2 separate regions of the Homo sapiens genome follow, and region 2 is linked to region 1. Evidence: chromatin loops called from intact Hi-C (ENCODE). Cell type or tissue: PC-3. All regions are shown on one strand.

The links. Hi-C counts contacts between places; a loop is a spot of excess contacts. Peaks named below come from ENCODE experiments on the same cell type or tissue, not always from the same donor. Only the 100,000 strongest peaks of a DNase experiment are listed, where the experiment ranks them.
Region 2: it touches region 1 in a loop (5-fold over the local background); 4 of 110 quality-filtered maps call a loop at or near these places.

The regions. Positions count from the first base shown.
Region 1 is chr13:38,529,599-38,532,098 of GRCh38, reverse strand. It overlaps LINC00437 (long intergenic non-protein coding RNA 437), which reads left to right. Exons shown (of 3, transcript NR_126377.1): 3 at 1-99. Among named protein-coding and RNA genes, the nearest start is that of LINC00366, 37 kb to the left of the region's middle. In PC-3, a CTCF peak has its summit at 1,409; no DNase peak of the experiment used is centred here; H3K27me3 peaks cover 498 bases.
Region 2 is chr13:38,366,436-38,368,935 of GRCh38, reverse strand. No RefSeq gene overlaps it. Among named protein-coding and RNA genes, the nearest start is that of UFM1, 18 kb to the right of the region's middle. In PC-3, no CTCF peak of the experiment used is centred here; a DNase peak (open chromatin) is centred at 1,465; H3K4me3 peaks cover 1,076 bases; H3K27ac peaks cover 1,915 bases.

The DNA of each region.
Region 1 (2,500 bases):
CACTTCATTCTATATTGATGCTGAATTAGAGTTCATTTGACTTATGGTAGTTACTAAAATGTCCTTTTTCTTTTTTATTAAAAATGGGGATATCAACCATTTTATTTATTTTAATGTTGTGTATGCCTGGGAGTAAGAAAACATGTATAAAATATGGTACACATGGTGACGACTGAGGGCGGAAGCATGGTTATCACTGTCTGCAACATATCCATTGTTGTCCCAGCAATCTTGATCTGACTGACATATTATAAGAGAATTACTCAAATGGCTACAAGTTACAAACCAATTAGTTTGGGTTATTATAATGAGTCCTCAGCCACAGACAATTAGATGCCCCCTTTTCTGTATAGATCCCTGATATTCTAAAAGCCTGAAAGCTGCTGTGGAGCATTCGCTATCCTTCCCACATTTGAATGAAATAAATTGATCACAGAAATATCCTGTGATGTACCCTAAGAGAAAGAGCCCTCCTATCAGACACCCTGGGTTTTAACCCGAACTCTGTCATTTATTTTAAAAAGCTGTGTAATCTTCAGATATTTGTTTAAGTTCTTCATGCCTCAGTCTTTTCATCAGCAAAGTGGGAAAAAATAGTAATATTTGATAGGGTTGCTGTGTGGACGAAATGAGAAAACACATTCTAAGCCCTTAGAAAAAAGCTTAGCATATTATAAGCACTAAAAAACTCAGTTTTACTATCATCCTAAGTGACATTTACAATTTCTAGATAATTAAATGAGTCTAGAATCGTTTTACTTAAAGTACCAAAGAAAATCACAGGCAGATGTGGGTACAAGTGCCCCAGAGTCCACGGTCTTAAATTGACACCTTCTCTATCTTATTTCTGAGAACAAAATTTTAAATTCCTCAAAATATGCCACAAGAATTATGGCATTGGACATCTAAAAATTGAGCTGTATCCATATTTTGCTCATGTAGGACCAGAAAAACTTTATAAATATTTTGGCTCTAACAATTTTTTCAGAGTGCTGGGGCAGACCTATGTCTTAGCCATTTTTGTACACACGGGATTAGCCCATCTTACAGATAGTGGGCACTCAAAAAATGTTGGTTGAATGGGTAATTTCTTAGTTTTGGTCTGTCTGCTCTGCAAGACGATTCCTGATCTGAAGGCATTTCTCAATCCTCATCCCATTGTCCCGCAATTTATTGGGTCAAGCTCTACGTATGTAGAAAATGGCCATAATTTTTACATTTCTTATTCTCGTCTATATCAAAATCCTGAATTTCTCCATGAATATCATGTAATTTCTGCTTATTCTATAAAGTAAGTATAAAAAAGAATACTTTGTCAATGAAATAAATAGCAGAATTTAATGACATTAAAATGTTGCTTTGGAGACCACATTTATTATCTTATGTGTCCAATAGAGTGTGCTGGTGTACTATATAACAGTAGAGGTTTCGGGCAACGGTGGTGCATTGGATTTATTTCAACTATTTGGTTTGCTTAACACAGTTAAATTAAAGAATGAGACTACATCCCTTAATTAAAACAAAATAAAACAAAATGACAATTTAGTGTACCATGTGAATATTTACAAGAAGAGAAAATGAAAATGATAACTGAATTTTCCTTTTTATATGGGCTCATGATTCAATATCCTACTTCATGGATATAAAATTGTAACACTTCTGGTTTATGCATACTAAAACTGTATACTCTTGCTTAGTTATGTCTAACAATTTAAGCTTTTCCTATTTAAAAAAAGTGCCTTGTATTTTGCATAGGTTATGACTCATAAACTCATCGTATTTCTGTTGATTTTATTCAACAGTAATAAGACCCTTTCCAGGGTTATGATTATAAGAGTATATTAATGCATTTAATCCAGTATTTATTTTTCAAAATTAACCTGAAGTGGCATACAAAACTGTCATTAGCAAGCAAAAAAACAAGATGAACAAAAATCATACTAAAAATACTCCCAATTGATTAATATCTAGTCATATTTTATTTTTCATGGAATAGTTAAGCATTTAGACAAATTCATGCTCCAGTTGCAGTTTAGGAGCAAGTATCTTTGTGATTTCATTTTCCTTGTGTTATGTATGTGTGTATGTGTGTGTGTGTCCCGTGGGAAACTGGCCAAGAACATGGCTAAATAAGAATCCATGTTTATGCTACTTGGGAAACTGGGTAGTCTGGCAGTGTATTGGCATTTTTGATTCTGTACGATATGGCAAGAATTTTCAACTCAGATGCTGTAGTAGACATTTGTCATTTTTTTTTGACTGCTCAGTATTTGCATTCTCTGCCTATATTTGGAATAGTATTAAGAGATCTGAGTCTTAGAGGGAGCAGAATCAACCTTATAGAAACAGAAAATTAGAGATGCTCATTTTTCCATCCTTCTTTGCACTAGGCATGGAAACTCTAATAATCACATTCACCTGTTCCACAAGTGGGATTGGGAGCTCACTGGGGCCAGAGAAGCGTAAAGTCATGAGTCTATGTTACAGTGATAATTCTCAG
Region 2 (2,500 bases), 160 kb after region 1:
TTTAAAATGGTGATGATGTTAATTACCCTTGGAACATCGCCCTATATATTTCATTGGCACATCAAATTCTGGCAACTGCTCCAGAACTATAATTGTATCTAGAGGAAGGATCTACTAATTATAGGTTTATTCAAGTCTTGTTGCATTTGACAATATGGAAAACATTCCTTTTTATTCTAGGATACTCCTCAATCCCTATGTTTGGAAGGGTCAATATAAACTCACTATTAAATAGTATAGTCAAGTAAAATAGGAGATGATGTTTGGGACTGTTTGAAATTAGCAAAAGCATTAGTTAGGGTTAAAAAATATCTCACACTCAAAAAGGAAAGAGATGTAAGGTCTGTCTAGGTAGACTGAGGACAAGGAGAGGCAACAAAGCTAAATGCTGATTTGACCAATTGCAAAGAATGCTTCAAAATGGAGCAAAGAAACTGCATTTTAGGAAAATCTTTAGGGGACTCCCAGCTTTTCAGAACAAAGCCATGTTTTTTGGTGACAGTGTGGGTGGAGATAGAAGGTATATAATGAAGGTAAAATGTACAGTTGACCCTTGAACAAAACAGGTTTGAACCACATGGGTCCATTTATACATGGATTTTCTTCTGCCTCTGCTAACCCGTCCTCTTCTTCAGACTACTCAATGTGAAGACAAAGATGAAGACCTTTATGATGATGCACGTCCACTTAATGAATACTATATTTTCTTTTCCTTAAAATTTTCTTTCCTGTAGCTTAAAGATACAGTATATAACCTATGAAATATGTGTTGTTTATGTTATTGCTAAGGCTTCTGGTCAACAGTAGGCTATTAGTAAAATTTTTGGAGAGTCAAAAGTTATATGCAGATTTTTGACTGTGCAAAGGGTCAAGGCCTTGAACCTCCACATTCTTTAAGGGTCAACTCTAGAAAGTATAGAAGGTAAGGAATAATAGATTGGAATTTTACATTTATTTATTTGTTTACAGCAAGAGGATGGCATCCTTAGAATCTGGTTCATTTTATTGAAGTTCCTGTGAAATACTATTTTTTTAATGGTTTCAGAAATACAATCTTACTAGGAAATAATAGGGAGATGGATTACACTTTAGAAAATAACTTCCCAAATGCAAGGTTCTATGAATACAGGTATTACCCTTTCATAGGTATCAAGGTACTGGCTTAATTTAAAAATTAAATAAAAATATTTGGAACATAATTATTTCCATGTTGGGAAGCAACTGCAATTAAGCCTTTAGCAATTTTTATTGAAGGGAGTCTGTCACTTCTTTTGCTCTCTACTCCAACCCATACAGCAGGATTATGAAAGTTCTAGATTAAATTTTGCGTGTATGTGGAATTGACAGCAATACACCAGATCTGTCATAGTGACTACAGCTCCCTGAAGCCTTCATTTTTTATTGCTTTGAGAAACAAATAAGGTATTTCCTTACTGAAGGATATAGTTCCCCACAAGAACAATGTGACCTCTCTACAGTCCTTTTGGTTAATTTCCCTATGTGACTCATTTAATTACTCATTCATTGTCTCTTATGTTTCATTTCTACGTAATGTGCACATCTACAGATAATTCAGAAAGTCCTAATCCATCCATCCGTTTATCTAAAAAATCAGAGAAGCTAGTATCTCCACTAGAGACTTGTCAAAATGTCTGTGGCACTGACAACAAAAATTAGTTTATTTCTAACACAGCTCATCAGTTGTAAATTGTGCATTTAAGAATTAATTTATTAAATCCAAGTGTTACTCAGCCAAACAAATATTGACATGATGTATCATCACAATATGCTCTCAATAACAGCTTTTACACTGCTAACAAGTTTTGCCAAAAAATGAGAGATTTATGCCAAAAACTGGCTCTCTGAATTTGTCTGCCAACCTTAGCCAGTGTTTTGCATCTAGTAACAAAATTACATCCTCTATGTAGCAAAGCAGATAATAGGGCCATACATCTACTTTTAAAATGTTCACCATTCTCTTTGTTGCTATAAATGTGTATATTTACTGAAAAGGAGTCTATAAGTGCAGTGTTTGTGTGGATTGCTGAATGTTAAACTTTGCAAGCAAAGTGAGATCACAGAAATATTAAATAGCAATCTATGAGGCTCATTCCAGATGTGCTCATTTTATTTTGAAAAAGTATTTCAATACAATTCTAGGCAAACTGATGATAAATACATGATACACATTGTGGACTTTATAATCATACAGACCTAGGAGTCAATCTCACCGTAACCTTAAACATATTAACTGAAGTCTCAGCTTCCTGAACAGTAAAGTGAAGAAATTAACACTGGCATTTGTGAAGGGATTAAGGATTAAATGAGTCAATGTCTGTAAAGTGCCTCACACTGTGCCCAGCATATAAAAAGGGATTCGTTACACATCTTCATGTCCATGATTACTAGACCAGGTAATTTTGGTGTTTTTGAAATGTATAAATTTGGGAAAGTCCAAGAAATGGGAATGAATGGATGTTAATCATGTTTCGTCTCCAGT